Regions from separate parts of the Homo sapiens genome. Here region 1 is linked to region 2. Evidence: chromatin loops called from intact Hi-C (ENCODE). Cell type or tissue: chondrocyte. All regions are shown on one strand. Links, peaks and the distances in the headings refer to the core of each region. The heading gives the core; the rest is flanking DNA.

The links. A loop is a pair of places that touch in the nucleus more often than their neighbours do. Peaks named below come from ENCODE experiments on the same cell type or tissue, not always from the same donor. Only the 100,000 strongest peaks of a DNase experiment are listed, where the experiment ranks them.
Region 1: a loop joins it to region 2, with 4 times the contacts of the local background. A loop is called at or near these places in 4 of 110 quality-filtered maps.

Annotation. Positions count from the first base shown.
Region 1 is chr1:5,653,749-5,662,075 of GRCh38, reverse strand. No RefSeq gene overlaps it. Among named protein-coding and RNA genes, the nearest start is that of MIR4689, 200 kb to the left of the region's middle. RefSeq lists enhancers at 2,745-3,245, 3,246-3,746. In chondrocyte, for the core only: no CTCF peak of the experiment used is centred there; no DNase peak of the experiment used is centred there.
Region 2 is chr1:5,700,973-5,709,299 of GRCh38, reverse strand. It overlaps LOC124903830 (a long non-coding RNA gene), which reads left to right. Exons shown (of 3, transcript XR_007065441.1): 2 at 234-424; 3 at 1,996-4,989. Among named protein-coding and RNA genes, the nearest start is that of MIR4689, 160 kb to the left of the region's middle. In chondrocyte, for the core only: no CTCF peak of the experiment used is centred there; a DNase peak (open chromatin) is centred at 3,789.

The sequences.
Region 1 (8,327 bases), core at 181-8,180, 47 kb after region 2:
AGCCTCCACCTCCCACCAGCCCCACTCCTGGTCGGCCAAAGCCCTGTGCACCCGTGGGCTCTTCTCCCACCAAGGTCAAGGCCCTACTGTTAGGTTGTCCCGGGTAGAGCCTGAGAGGGGCAGCCACCAGCTCTGGCCAGACGCCCGGTCATTGGCCACCCAGGCATAAGGAGAACTGCAAGTGAGTGATTAAAATCCCACACCCGGGCTTCTCCATCCCAGCGTGTGAATGGCTGTGCTCCAGCTGAGACGAGCACTTGGGTGGCAGGAATTGTGCCTTGTCAAAGGCCACTGGAAATGAGCTTTGAAGTCCCCTCGGGGTTCTAGGGCTGGACAGGGATGAAAGAGCCCTCATATGTGGTTCTAAGCACCCAGAAGATGGGCATAACTGAATGATTCCGGGCCTCCGGAGGCTGAGGTCGGTGAGTACAAAGGGAAAGGGATTGGCAAAGCAGCCTTGGCCCGGGGCCAGGGAGGACTCCGTGAAGGGCTGGCCAGGCGTGGAGGTCATCGGCCAGGGTGGTGGCATCTTATGGTCCCAGGAGCACGAGCGTGGAAAGGTCCAGACAGTGGAGAGAGGCAGCCCCCGTTCCAGTCTTGGATCCCCCAGTGATCTGCTCTGGGTGGTCAGTCACCTGCCCGGCCTCACCCTTGCTTTGGAAGGTGGGGGTTGAACACCTGCTGCTCGGGGCTGTCTTGACAGTGCCTGGCATGTGGCAGGTGCTGGTGCGTGGAAGCGTCTCCACTACGTGGCTGGCCTCAGAGCCCAGGAACCTGCTCAAGGAGGTCCCCCAGGAATGGTGCCAGGCTGCAGGTGGGGATGCAATAAACAAAGCTGAAGGCTTTTGGAAAACACAAAGCAAAAAAAACAAAAAACAAAACAAAACCAAAAACCAATGAATGGCCCATTCGCTTCTAATATGTTGTTGGAGGCAGGGCTAGGTTGTGTCACTGTATTCATGGGCTCAGGTTAAGGGGCCTGGGACCAGACTGGGGCCACACCAGTGGGTTTGAAGCACATCCCTGGAAAATAGTCTCTGATGATCCTTTCCTTGGCACCAGGGTCCGACCTCTGCCTCCTCTGCCCCTGCCTCTGGGGTAAGATGAGAGTGTTATGTCTTCGGTGAATACAGAGCTTTGGGTCCTGCCCCTAGCAGCTATTTGACCTCCCAGGGCCAGTAGCCCCTTCCGTAAGATGGGAGTGATGATGGTCCTTCCTCCCTCCCAGGCTGGTGTTAAGTACTCATCACATGGAAGCCAGGATGAGTTTTGTTCCAAGTCAGGGCAAAATGCCCAATGTCCCAAATGTCTAGGGACTAGAGGGGTGAGGGGTGAAGGGGGCTGGAGCTGAGGGCCTGGCTCTTGCCTCCGTGTGGGGAGAAGGGCCTGGCAGAGCCGAGGCCAGACCTCACATGGGTTCCAGCATGGGGCTCCGGGCAGCTCATGATCGCTAATTTCCCTAATAATGATGGTAATAACAATAATCATGGAAGTTCATTTGCTTTAATGTGTGTGTATATACGAGCCGTCATTTTGTGGGAGTCACACTCTTGATTGAGGGTGATTAAATAGTGCTCAGTCATCCTGGGCAGGAGGTGGCTTCTGGCAGGGACAAGGCTGCCCTACAAAGAATGTGGCTTGGAGAGGAGGAAGTGTTGACTGATTTTCCCCAGAGGTTGGGGAAACAGGCTATGACAAAGCACGTGTGCACGTGTGTGTATGTGTTTGTGCACGTGTATGCACTGCCACTGAATACTACAATACATACGAGATTCTCAGGCAAAGGCTCCTCCTTTCTTTCCAACACCACAGGGCCCTGACGGCTGGTTCAGACATGGTCAGAAGTGGGAGAGAGAGAGCCTGCTCTGGGCTTTGCCATGCACACAGCAGGAGCTCAGGAATATTCCCGTGTGTCTAGGGAAGGGTCAGAGGCTCTTAAGCCTAGATGGAGCAAGGCTGTCGCTCCTGGGAGGTTAGCAAACTGTCAGGAAGAGGAGGAGGTGAGTGCTAGGCCTTGGGGCTTTTTACTACCCTGCCAAAGCCTCAGCTGCCCTGTGCCAGCAGGACTTCCTTCAGGGAAGTAGAATTCTTGCCCAGTGTCGCACAGTTTCTAAGTGGAGGAGCTGAGATTTGAACTCATGTCTGTAAACTTCTCACACTATGTCACTCACTTCCTGCAGGGACACATCTGACCACAGCAGGTACTAGGAAGCAGCTGGTGACTGGAGGATCCGATGGCAGATGGCAGGGACTGGGATTCTGAGCCAAAGGCCAGCTGCTGGGAGACTCCTGAGGGGAAGGGGGCAGGGTGGGTGGAGCAGGGCTGAGGGGTCACAGCCATAGGAAGAGCAAGCCCTGGGCCACCAGGGCTGACCCCCAGGTGAGTCTGAAGCCAAATCCCAAGTTACGGACTTCTATGGGGTAAACTGTGTCCTCCTGAAATTCATATGTAGAAGTCTTAACCTGCAGGACCTCAGAATGTGGCCTTACTTGGAATAAGGTGCTTGCGGTTATAATGAATTAAGATGGGGTTGTATTGGTGTAGTAGGGTCCCCTAATGCAATTTGACCAGTATACTTACAAAAAGGGGAAGGAAGGTCCAGACCCCCACACAGGGAGGACACCACGGGAAGGTGAAGGCAGAGGGGCTGATGCTTCTTCAAGCCAGCGGAGGGCAAGGGTTGCCAACAAAACACTGGAGGCTGGGAGAGACGTGGAAGAGATTCTCTCTCACAGCCCCTGAAGGAACCAGCCCTGCTCCCACCTTGATCTTGGACATCTGGCCTCCGGAGCGGAGAGAGAATAAAGTTTGGCTGCTTTAAGTCACTTAGTTTGTGGTGCTTTGTTACTGCAGCCCCAGGACACAAATACACTGATCTGGAGCAGCTGTGAGAAGGTTTACCTGGAGATGGGCCCAAGTGAAGGGTTGTGGGGAAGCCAGGAGATACGCTCCACGTCTGAGCAGGTGCTCTGAGGACTGTGTCAGGGCTCCATGCTGTTCTTTTCTCCTTCTCCTATGAGGCAGCATGTTCCAGGTGGGGGCATGTTCCAGGTGGAGGGTGTGTCCAAGCAGGGGGCGTGATGCAGGAGGAGGCATGTCCCAGGAGTGGGGGGTGTCCTGGGGGCTATCCCAGGTGGGCGTATGTTTCAGAGCGTGAGTCCCAGGAGGCTATATTGCAGGAGAGGGCGTGTCCTGGAGGCTGTCCCAGGTGGGGGCATGTCCTAGGAGGGGTGTGTTTCAGGTGAGGGCGTGTCCAAGGGAGGACATGTTCCAGGGGGTGTGTCCTAGGTTGGGGAAGTGTTCCAGGTGGGGAGACACCTGCAGCCTGGATGGCAGAGAGAAGAGCACCGTGGGCCAGGGCCCCAGCTGCACCTTGGCAAGGACGCAGCAAGAGCAAGATGTCACCTTGATGTCATAAGCCACCAGGTTTGGTGGTTGTCACTGCAACGTGACCCAGCCAGAGCTGACCAATGAAATGCCTGAAGCTCCTCTTGCAGGGTTTGGCGTCAGGATGCCAGGTTATCCCCTGGGAGTCAGCCGCCCCTTGGTCCTGAGGTTCTCATTACAGGCCTGGCTCAGGGCTCCTGCCTCCCAGGCTCAGGCCAGCACTGGGCCAAAGAGCACCTTCAGTGAAGATTTACTGGGAGAAGGAGGTGGGGAAGGCAGCTCATAGAAGAGGCTGAGGCCATTCCTGTCCAAGGCAATTATCTCCCGCCTCTGCGACTGACTTTAATAGTCATGTTATTTATTAATGTGTTAATCAATGCTATCTCCTTGGGTAATTGCATGCACCTCTTACCAAGCAGGCCTCTTTAGGGCCCTCTGGGTCTTCTGAGTTGGCAGTTGCTCTGTGCATCAGCCCATTGAAGGCTCCTACACCCCCTTGAAGATCCTGAGGGGGTGGAGACAGAAGAAAAAGAATTTCCCCTGAAGGGCAGAGGGCGGACTCTGTTGCAATAAAAAAAGATAATGATTGCCATCCATTTTGGGGGTCTCCGTGTGTGCCAGGCCTGGTCCTAAATGCTTATTTTGTTTAATCCTTGTGCCAAGGGGAAGCAGCTTGGTGGAGGAACAGAGACCCTGGCACCAGATTGCATGAGCCAACATGCTGCCTCTTCTGGGCTCTGTGACTTTGTAAAACTCACTTCCTCTCTTTCTTCAGTTTCCTCATCTGGAAGCTGGTGCCGATGATGGCTCCCGTCTCACAGGTGTGCTGTGAGGATTCCACAAGTTTATGCCTGTGGAGCGCTGGCTTGGTGTGCTATTGTCCCATTTCCAGATGAGCAGAGTGAGGCATGGAGAAGTCCTATGATTTGCTCAAGTTTCTCTGGCTAGGCAGGGGCCCAGACAGCATTGAACCCAGGTCACTTGGTCCTACAGTCATTTACTCAACCATAACATTTTGAGGTTTCAAAAAACCCAGCACTGCCTTTACTGGGGATGAAAAAGCAGCTCTGCCATGTGGACTTTGATTCACCTTCATGGCCACTCTTGTCTGTACTGTCTGTCTCTGCCTTCTCTTTCCTAGGTCTCCACGTGGGTTTGTCCCACATTTAGGTTCTCCACAGGTCCCCTTAGGAACGGTTCTGTTGTGACTTCTGCTGAACCCACTGCCTGGTCCGCATCTCCCTTAACACCCTTTGGGACGCGTTGGAAAGGAGGACGGTTTTTGTAAACTGAAAAGACATTTGTGTGTGCCAATCAGCCTTGGCACTTCTCTTACAAGCTTAACAAAATTGAAGACCAAAGGTGCCCCCTCCATAGCCCAAGACTGAAGATAAATCCTGAAATGAAAGATTACCAAAGATTCATCCAACTTCCTATTCCAAGTCAATCTTCTATCCTTGGATTGTAACCTTGCAGGATCTTTAACTCATATCCTTTCAGGGATCATAAAAGTGAGCACATCAAACCTGCCATGATAAAGTTGTGGAAAAGTGGGCAATATTGCCAAAGGCAAAATATCTGGGCTATATTTTGGTCTGAGGTCATCATTTGAGATTCCTGGAAATTAGGGAATATGGAGGCCAACTCCCATAGGGATGTTGTATAAGACTCCAAACCCTAAGTCAATGATCTCAACCCTGTGGGTCAGCAGTCTCCATGTAATGGGGCATCTTAACCCATTTTGTGCTGCTATAACAGAATACCATAGACTAGGGAATCTATAAAGAAAAGACATTTATTTCTTAGCGTTCTGGAGGCTAGGAAGTCCAAGTATGAGGGGTCTGCATCTGGTGAGGGCCTTCTTGCTGTGTCATCTCATGGCTGAAGACAGAAGAGAAAGAGTTTGAGAAAGAAAGAGAGAAAAAGGGGCTGAACTTGCTTTTAATACACGCCCACTCCCAAGATAACTAACCCACCCCCAAGATAACGAACCCACTCCTGAGATAATGACATTAATCCATGCATGGGGGCAGAATCTCATAACCTAATCACTCTTATTAGGCCTGCCTCTCAACACTGTCACATAGAGGATTAAGTTTCCAACACGTGAGATCTGGGGGACACATGCAGATCATAGCATGGGAGATTGATGAGTATATGGGAAGGACCAGTCATGAATATTTTGGCTGAGAGTTGTATTTGAGAGCTGAAGCCATGGTCTATCATGGCAGGGCACACATAGACCTTTGAATGCTCTGAGAAATGAATATTGAACAGTGTAACTCATGGCAGAAGGTGGAATATTTAAAACGCAGAACTGCCTGGGTCAAGTAAAAGAGTGAACAAACAGCCTGCAGCCTATGGCTGGCTTCTCTTCCCTTCCTGTTCCCACCTTTCACCTTTCTCTCATTCTCTCTTTCCCTCCCTCCCTCCCTCTCTCCCTTCCTTCCTTCCCTCCCTCCCCTCCCTCCCTCTCTCCCTCCTTCTCTCCTCCCTTCCCTCCCACTCTCCTTCCTTCCTTCCTCTCCCTTCCTCTTTCTCTCCATCCCTCCTTCCTTGTTTCTTTCCTTCTTACTTTCTCTTTCTCTCCCTCCCTCCTTCCTTGTTTCTTTCCTTCTTACTTTCTCTTTCTTTTTCTCTCTCTCCTTCCTTCCTTCTCCTTTCTCTCTCTCTTTCCATCTTTCTCTACCTCCATCCTTCCTTCTCTCATTCTTTCCTTCCTTCTCTCTCTTTCCTTCTTTGTTCCTTCCCTTCCTTCCTTCTTTCCTTCCTTCCTTCTTTCTTTCCTTCCTTCCTTCCTTCCTTCCTTCCTTCCTTCCTTCCTTCCTTCCTTCCTTCCTTCCTTCCTTTCTCACTGCCCTCCTGCCTTCCTTTCTTCTCTCTTTCTTTGACTGATGTGTTCTGAGCCCAAGCACCCTGTGGGGTACTAAATGGTACCAAAATTGACTCAAGAATCAAGAAGAAATAGAAAACCTAAGAAGTACTATAACATGAAGAAAATAAAATCTCTAGTAAAATAAAATCTTTCACAAAGGAAAGACTAGGCCTAGATGGTTTTATGAGCAAATTTTACAAACTTTCAAAGAATGATCATTCTAATTATGTCCCAAACAACTGTAGCTAGGAATATTAATGCTTGATTTTTCATGAGCCTCATTTCCTAAAATCTGTAGGCTCGAAGGTAGATTGGCATGTGTTGGAAATCCTCAAACGTTGTGCAGTTCCTTGGAGTTTTAGCATTAAAAAAGAGAGGTCTTGCCTGCATTAACTTTGAATTTTGTAACAGTTACCAGTTAATAGAGATACTCTATGCATTTATACACACCCTGATTTTATAGGAATGGAGGCATATCAGACACATGGCTCAGACACATGGCTCTGCACCCAGGGTTTTTACTTTATAACATATCTTGGACATCATTTTTGAGCATCCTTTTAAAATTTATTTTTTTTAAGTAGCTGCATGTATTCTATCATATGAATAACCATAATTTCAATAAGCAGTAAAGTGATAATCATTAATGTGATTGATAAACATTAAAGTGATTTCCATACTTTTGTTAATTAAAAAGGTGGTATAATACTTTCTCCCATTCATACATAATTCCTGGAAATTTCTGGAAATGAAATACATACATAATTCCTGGTAAATTTCTGGAAATGAAATCGCTGAATCAGAGAGTATTTCCACTTATAATTTTGGTAGATGTTGTTTAATCACAATTGATAAAGTTTGTACCAATTTATAATCCCAGTAACAAGATGTGAGTACCACTTCAAACTCCACAACTTCACTGGCATTGCTTTACCAAACTTGGTCTTTGCACATCTGGTGGGTGGAAATGTTATGTTGTTGTAGTTTTGTTTTGTTTATTTTTTATTTATTTATTTTTTATTATACTTTAAGTTTTAGGGTACATGTGCGCAACGTGCTGGTTAGCTACATATGTATACATGTGCCGTGTTGGTGTGCTGCACCCATTAACTTGTCATTTAACATTAGGTATATCTCCTAATGCTATCCCTCCCCCACTCCCCCACCCCACAACAGGCCCCGGTGTGTGATGTTCCCCTTCCTGTGTCCCTGTGTTCTCATTGTTCAATTCCCACCTATGAGTGAGAACATGAGGTGTTTGGTTTTTTGTCCTTGTGATAGTTTGCTGAGAATGATGGTTTCCAGCTTCATCCATGTCCCTACAAAGGACATGAACTCATCATTTTTTATGGCTGCATAGTATTCCATGGTGTATATGTGCCACATTTTCTTAATCCTCACTGATGGACATTTGGGTTTGTTCCAAGTCTTTGCTATTGTGAATAGTGCCACAATAAACATACATGTGCATGTGTCTTTATAGCAGCATGATTTATAATCCTTTGGGTATATACCCAGTAATGGGATTGCTGGGTCAAATGGTATTTCTAGTTCTAGATCCCTGAGGAAGTGCCACACTGACTTCCACAATGGTTGAACTAGTTTACAGTCCCACCAACAGTGTAAAAGTGTTCCTATTTCTCCACATCCTCTCCAGCACCTGTTGTTTCCTGACTTTTTAATGATCGCCATTCTAACTGGTGTGAGATGGTATCTCATTTTGGTTTTGATTTGCATTTCTCTGATGGCCAGATTTCTTCTCTTCTTATGACAAGTTTGGTCATGTTTTCATCTACTGAGCCATTCAGTTCCTTTTCTGTGAACTCTCTTGTTCTTTAAGGCTATTGTGCTTTTTTCTTACTGATTTTTGTAGGAGCTCTTTATTTAATAGAGAAATTAAGTCTATGTATATGATAGAAATTGAAGATGTTTTTGTGGTGTATGCTTAGGGAAACGAAACAAAATAAAACAAAACAAAACAGAAAGTTCTGTTTATGGTTGCTTTTACCCGGAAGAAAATTTTGTCTTCTTAACATTTATCTTTAACATTTTAAATGTTAAACA
Region 2 (8,327 bases), core at 68-8,067:
GTGGGGCAGGCAGGAAGCACGGAGAGGTGTGGTGGGGCGGCTGCCCAGGGTGGACAGAATCCACATTTGAGTGGGGGCTGACTTTGAACCAAGCCCACCTGCCCCAACCTGAGCCTGTTCTCTATCTCACTACACAATTGATGAATGAGGTTTTTAGGTTTTAATAAGTCAGTAGGTCCAGATGTTTCCCAATGTATGTTACGAATGCTAATTATCTTCTAATTACTTATTAGCCGAGGCTGCGCTGGCAACCAGCGCCCCAGAAGCACAGCCAGATGAGTCCAGAGCTTCGGAGAGAAGATTAACTGACGGCTTCTTCTGGCAGCCGCTTCCAGAGATTTCTCATCGCCCATAGGGTTCTCTCCAGTAGTTATTATTTTTGGAGGGGAGAAACCCAGTGGTCTCTGCACTAGGGACGGGTACAGTTAAGTTTTTGGTGCCTCGGAGGTACCTGACACCGGCCGGGCTGACGTGTTTCATCTGGCAGCTCTCGCACTCAATCCCGCCACACCCAGGGCTTAGGAGGGCTGGCAAGACGCAGGGGCCTCGCTCTGAAATGGGAGGGCAGGCTGCTCTCCTCCTAGGCCTTGCCTCTGTATGCCCCTTCTTGAGCCACTGGGCATCCATTCTCTCAGACTCAGGGCCAAGGCCAATAGGAAGGGAGCTTCCCCAAGCCGAGCCTTTGGAAAACGTTTGCCTGCCAGGGGCTCACGTCAGTGAGGGTGTATCTGCCACTCTCTCTCTCACGTCCAGCTTTGAACCTTGTCAGAAGGCCGTGTCCTCTGTGCCACAGTTCCACCTAATGCCAGTTAGTAGGCGAACCCTCTCTTGTCAGGAGACCAGCACTGGCATGGAGGTGGAGGTGCCTCCTTCGGAGGTCCATATTGAAACTCTGGAGGCGGCCGATACCTAGGCGCAGGCCTCTCTTCTTGTTACTGCCACCTCTTTGTTCATCTGGCCCAGCTGGCAAAGAGATTCTGCGGGAGGTCATCCTTGATGGAAGGGCCCATCCGTCATCTCCCTGGTAGATAGGCACCCCTGCCCACTGCGGCAAACCCCTACTTCTGGTTTCCTTTGGAACCCCTTTGTTATTCATGAGGATTACAAATAGACAGTGTGAAAAGTAAAACAGATGGCTGTATTCATCAATCGGGGCAGTGTGTACTAGTTTTATAGAAAATTATGACCTGTTTTTTTCCTGGTATTGAGGTTGCATTGATCTCTGTGGACTCCATGGGGCGTGACACATTCATTCTTCTGGTTGCAGATGCTGGATTGATGTGTGTCCTTGTGGCGAGTGATGCATTTTGCAGAACCCTTCTGGCATCTGGTGGTTCCTGTGTGTGTCACCAGATTCATTCATTCCCGCATTCATGTATTCATCTGCCTACCCACACACCCGTCTATGCACTCATATTAACATTGGTCCATCCATCCACCCACCCACCTGTCCTTCTTCCTCAGGACCATTTGCTGAGTACCAGGCAGCTGGTTCCCTGTGGTGCTTAGAATGTACGCTCCTGGAGGGTGGGGCGGTGTGGGTGGAGCTTGTATCAGCCTGCTCGGGCTGCCGTGACAAAGGACTGCAAACTGAGTGAGTCACACAACCAAAATTGATCACCTCACAGTTCTGGAGGCCAGGAGTCTGAGATTGAGGTGCAGGCAGGGCTGTGTTCCCTCCAAAGGTGATAGGGAAGTGTCTGTGCCAGGCCCCTCTCCTGCTGCTGGTAGTTCTTGGTTTGTGGCGGCATCACTCCAATCATTACATGGCCACAGTGTCCCCTCTGTGTGTGTGTCTCTGATTCACATTTCCCCTTTTGATAAGGATGCTAGTCATTTTGGATTAGGGGCTCACTCTTCTTAACTAATTACATCTACAATGCCACCATTTCCAAGTAAGATCACATTCTGAGGTCCTGGGGGTTAGACTGCAGCATGTGGAGATCGGGGGATACGTTTCGACCTGTAATACCAGCTGTGTTTCATCTCCCCCAGAGAGCACGTTGGACCATTCCCAGGCCTGTGCTGAAGAGCAACTTGCAACCGGGAGAGTCAGGTCCAGTCAGAGCTCCAGCTTCATGCCTGGCCTGGAACCTGATCACTTCAGCCAGCAAATGCCAGCTGTCACCTGCCTCCAAGACCCATTAGGAGGAGGTTCCAGTCAACCCAATGGATCACCTTGGCTTGGTATAGACAGTTAAGGTCAAAACTCCCAAGCATGCTTTTCCCACCAGAAGCATACAGCAAGGAGAGCTAACCTTTGCTGCAGTGCCCACCGTACCCTGAGCTGGCAGCACATTTAGTGGGATGAAGAATGTGAGAGGATCATTGCATACATCCACCAGCCAAGTGTAGGTTCAGCAGCATTTAACAGAACTCTTCCCAGTGACAGTGTCAAAACAGGATGGGTCCTTCATGTCTCTTTTTGTGTAACAGTAGTTTGGAGGTGGGTGGCTGTAGGAAGCTGTTAGGGATCAATACTTAGTCTGTCCTCATCCTCATGGTCCAAGATGGGTGCTAGAACTCCAGCCATCTCATCCATGTCCCAAGCAGGTGTCCCCTCTTAGGGAGACTTCCTGGAAGTACCATCCAACACTTTGCTGATATCTCATTGGTTAGAACGGAATCACATGATCACATCTAGTGTAAAGGAGGCTGGGATACATAGTTTTGTATTAGGTTGGTGCAAAAGTAATTGTGGTAATAATTGAGCACATTGTTGTCCAGCTAGAAATTGGGTTCTAAGGAAGATAGCAAGAATGGATGTTGATCAGGCAATTGGGAGTCTCCACATTTGCCAACAGTCTTGTCTGACCACCTCTCCGGGTGGCAGGCCGAGTGGATTCAGGGAGCACAGTGTTGGGGACAGGCAGGAAAAGGCACGGAACCACAGCACCATGTTCCACATTGCTGTCCTTGGAGTGGGCTGTCTTAAAGGATTTATTTTAGTTATGTGAGGGGCTTGAGTTCCCCAAATGGTCAACTCAGCTTTCAAGAGGTTTCCAGGGGTCAGGAGAGCGGTTTCTGACCCCCGCACTCCAACAGTCCATGGTTCTTCACCTCAAGGCTGCTTAGCACTTCGGGTGAATGAAGAAGGCACACGGGACAGTCTGTCTTCTGTGCAGTCACTGGATCACCCTGGGATAAAGTCTCCCCCAGGCCCTGTCATAGCTCTGGTCCTTCTTAGGAAAGGAAAAGTCCTATTATTGTTTTTAGTTACACGTCATCTTCCTTTTCTTTAACGTGTCTGGTTGAGCAAAATCATCAAAACCCAGATCTTTGTTCAACGCCTGTGTGTCTGGCCCTCCAGCCCGGCCCGGTCAAGGCTGGCAGCCTGCAGTGGGGAGTGGGGTGAGGGCCTTCTGCTGTCTTTAGTCCCACGGGTCTGGACCTCTACTTCCTGCTGGGTCCCAAGGCGCATGGTCCTTTCCAGGTTGGAGGGGGAGGGTATGAGGAAGGGGACAGGGAGGGGAATTCGGCACCAAGAATTTGGGGGGCTTCTTGGAGAATGATTCCTATCCAGTCCCTGGAATGCTGCTGTCTCGACGGAGGCCAGCCCTCTCCTTGCACTGCTGGGGCTTCCTGGCTGGCCCCAGGGCACCTGGCCATGCACTTCCCACAGGTGCTGAGGGCTCTGATCCATCTACTCCTCCCAGGAGGGTCCTCTTTAAAGGGACCCCAGGCCATTATCCTTACCAGGAGACCCACAGATTGGCCCCTGTGGTTGGTGGGGAGGCATCTCCCTTCAGCCCTCTCCTCCTTCTTCCGCTGGGAGCCAGGGCTAGCCACAGCCTGGGTGCAGACTGGCCTTTGGGAGCGAGTCCCTGCAGGCTGTGTCCTGTGCACTCCTGGGGACAGACAACAGTCCCTCTGCCCACCCCCACAGGGAGCTCCTTCAAGCTCCTCTCCCTTCCATGAGGTGAGAGTAAGGGCCTCCACCCATTCCCTGGAGGGGAGGAATACAGGGGCCTCACAGCCTCTTTCTAAAGAAGAAACCAGCTTGACAATCTCCAGCTGCCCTCTTGGCTTCTTCAGCCCTCGAGGTGGGTGAGGCTGAGGGCTGGCACACGGGGGCCATGCACGTGCAGGTGCACCTGCTGCAGACTGTAGAGTCGCTGCTGGCATCATTCGACTTTGGCCTCCAGCAGAGACTGAGTCAGGAGCCCCATTGTGATGTTCTAAGAATCACCGGAGCAATTTGTTAAAATGCAGGTTCCTGGGGACAACCTCCAGAGACTGGGTTCAGCTGGTTTGTTATGGGGCCAGGGGACCTGCATTGACCCCATACCCCAGCTGATGCTGATGCTGGGGGTCCTGCAGGGACTTTTGGTTGTCCTTAGGGGTGGAATGCAATACACAGTCACCATGGCAACCCCCATCCTGTTTTTCTTGGAGCCCACAGGCCCAAGACCTTTCTCAGCCCGTCTCGGCTGCCTTTCCAGACACTCCACTTAAATGGCTGTTTTATTTTGTCATAGCCTGCGGATCTAGTTAAATGCCTATAATACAGCAGTGTTATCTGAGAGAGACACGCACACTTTCTTGACTAGATTTCCAAGAAATTTTATGAAAGGCTGATTTTCTTTGAAAGGCCTGGCTCCTTTATGTGGTGGAATAGAATCGTTTTGGAATTGATATTCTCAAGGACGGCGAGAGCCTCCTCCCGTCTTCCACTATTCTAAGATGTTTGTAGTCCCTCTCTCCCTTCTTCTTGCTGATAACCGAAGCCCGCCGCCTCTTCATCTTCAAAAGCACAACATAAATTAGATGAAAAGAGTTTTTGTATAAAATATTTAACCCCTCCTTAGTTCTTGGACAATCCCAGCGGTGTTTGCATGGCTGTACCGCCTTAAACCTGGCGGTGAGAGGAACGCAAGCCTGGGCGTCCGGTCCTCTCTTCCCCACCCACCTCCCTCTGCAGCCTCCTTTCCGCCCTCTGGATCCAGCCACCTGTGCTCCAGCAGGTCCCCGGAGGGCCTTAGACCTAGCTCTGCCTGGCCTGCACATGGCATCCCATAACCGTGTGCATTTTCTTTTTTCCTTTCTCTCTTTTTTTTTTTTTTTGAGACAGAGTCTTGCTCTGTTGCCTAGGCTGCAGTGCAGCGGCGCGATCTCAGCTCACTGCAAGCTCCGCCTCCCGGGTTCACGCCATTCTCCTGCCTCAGCCTCCTGAGTAGCTGGGACTACAGGTGCCCGCCACCACGCCCGGCTAATTTTTTGTATTTTTAGCAGAGACGGGGTTTCACCATATTAGCCAGGATGGTCTCGATCTCCTGACCTCGTGATCCACCCACCTCGGCCTCCCAGAGTGTTAGGATTACAGGCGTGAGCCACTGCATCCAGCCTCCACGTGCATTTTCTAAAACCGACTTCAATTTATTTTATTTTAATTTTTTTATTTTTTATTTGAGAACAAAGCCTTGCCTTTGTCGCCCAGGCTGGAGTGCGATGGTGCAATCTCAGCTCACGGCAACCTCTGTCTCCTGGGTTCAAGCGATTCTCCTGCCTCAGCCTCCCTAGTAGCTGGGACTACAGGCACATGCCACCACGCCTGGCTAACTTTTTGTATTTTTAGTAGAGACGGGGTTTCACTATATTGGCCAGGCTGGTCTGGAACTCCTGACCTCAGGTGATCCACCTGCCTTGGCCTCCCAAAGTGCTGGAGCTACAGTCATGAGCCACCGCTCTTGGCCAACTGACTTCAATTTTATCCTCCTTATCAATCTTGGGTACCTCCTCCAGGCCCCATATGTACAGCTTTGGAACAAAGTTTTTGCCCCTTCTTGCCCCTGGAGGGAGGCAGGACTGACGGGTGCCTGAAGGCTCAGGACAAAGGATGCAGGGGAATGCCCAGGGACAGGACAGCTTCTTAGAGGTTAGTGCCACTGCCCAGCCCAGACTGCCTTTTGGGGTGACAGTTCAAACCCAGGTCCACCACTGGAATATGACTCAGCCTTAAATAGGAAGGAAACTCACATACCTGCGTGGCTGAACCTTGAGGATGCCGTGCTAAGTGAAATAAGCCAGTCGCAAAAAGACGGATACTGGATGATTCCATTTGTAGGAGGTCCCGGGGGTTGTCAAATTCACAGAGACAGAAAGTAGGATGGTGGTTGCCAGGGGCTGGGGAGAGGGAGGAATGGGAATTATTTTTTATAAGTACAGTTGCTGTTTTGCAAGATGAAAAGAGCTCTGAAGACGGATGGTGGTGATGACAGTGACATAAAATGTGAATGTACTTAATGCCACTGAATTGTGCACTTAAAAATGGTTAAAATGGGCTGGGCGCGGTGGCTCATGCCTGTAATCCCAGCACTTTGGGAGGCCAAGATGGGTGGATCACCTCTGGTAGGGAGTTCGAGACCAGCCTGACCAACATGGAGAAACCCTGTCTCTACTAAAAATACAAAATTAGCCAGGCGTGGTGGCGGGCGCCTGTAGTCCTGGCTACTCAGGAGGCTGAGGCAGGAGAATCACTTGAACCCAGGAGGCAGAGGTTGCAGTGAGCCAAGGTCGCACCACTGCACTCCAGCCTGGGCAACAAGAGCAAAACTCCGTCTCAAAAAAAAAAAAAAAAAAAAAAAAAAAAGCATGTTAGGTATATTGTACACAATTAAACAAATGAATTAAAAAAAGAAAAAATCCAGGTCTATCTCCTAGGAACTGTAAGCTTAGGGAAGGCTTGAAGCCTCCATTTCCTCATCCAGAAAGCAAGGACGTTATACAAATCAAGGCTGACAGGAGGGTTTTCTGAGAGAAAGGAGAGAATCACGATGTGAAAACTGTAGCCCACCCCAAAAATACAGAACATGATTGAGAAATCGTTTGCTTGTTTACTAAGTTTTCAGAGTTCATTCTCAGATATATAGTTTGCAAATATTTTCTCTCATTTGGTAGCTTGTCTTTTAATCCTCTTGAAGGATCTTTCGCAGAGCACACATATTAAATTTTGAGGAAAGCCAGTTAATTTCTTACTTTTACAGATTGTGCTTTTGGTATCAAGTGTTAGAACCCTTTGCCTAGCTGTAGATGCTGAAGTTTTTCTCCAATTGTTTCTAAAAGTTTTAGAGTTCTATGTTTTATTTTATGTATTTGATCCATTTTGAGTTGATGTTTTAATTAAAAAGACGAGTTTCTTTTCTTCTTTTTTTTTTAGCCTATGGACATCCAATTGCTCCGTTAGAGCATTTGTTGAAAATGCTTTCCTTGCTCCATGTGATGACTCTGGTGCCCTTGTCAAAAGCCAGCTGGGCCTATTCGTGTGGGTCTGTTTCTGGGTTCTCTATTTTGTTCCATTGGCCTATAGGTCTGTCTCCCCGCAATCCCACACTCTTAGCGACTGTGACTATACAAGTCTTGAAATTGGGTAGATGAATTCTTCCTACTTTCCTTCCTTCCTTCCTTCCTTCCTTCCTTCCTTCCTTCCTCCCTCCCTTCTTTCCTTCCTTCCTTCCTTCCTCCCTTCCTTCCTCTCTTTCTCTCTTTATCTCTTTCTCTCTCTCTTTCTCTTTCTTTCTCTCCTTTCTTTCTTTCTTTCTTTCTTTCTCTCTCTCTCTTTCTTTCTTTCTTTTTTTCCCTCTCTCTCTTTCTTTTATTTTTTATTTTTTTGAGACAGAGTTTTGCCCTTGATGCCCAGGCTGGAATAGTGCGATCTTGGCTCACTGCAACCTCCACCTCCCAGGTTCAAGCAATTCTCCTGCCTCAGCCTCCCGAGTAGCTGGGATTACAGGCATACGCCACCATGCCTGGTGAATTTTTGTGTTTTTAGTAGAGACAGGATTTCACTAGATTGGCTAAGCTGGTCTTGAACTCCTGACCTCAGGTGATCCACCCGCCTTGACCTCTGAAAGTGCTGGGATTACAGGTGTGAGCCACCACACCGGGCCTTATTTTCCTTTTTCGCAATTGTTTTGGCTACTCTAGTACCTTTGTCTTTTCACATCAATTTTATTTTATTTATTTATTTTTGAGACTGGGTCTTACCTTGTCACCCGGGCTGAAGTGCAATGGCGTGATCTTGGCTCACTGCAACTTCTGCCTCCCGGATTCAAGCGATTCTCCTGCCTAAGCCTCCTGAGTAGATGGGATTACAGGCACACACAGCCATGCCCGGCTAAATTTGGAATAATCTTATCTATATCTATAAAAAGTCTCACTGGGCTTTTGATGGGAATTGTGTTAAGCCTGTATGTAAATCCACTTAGGGAGAAATGGCATCTTTACTATTTTGAGTCTTCCAATCCATGAACATGATATGTCTCTCAATTTATTTAGATCTTTATTGATTTCTTTCATCAGTGTGGTGTACTGTTTAGCATAGAAACCCT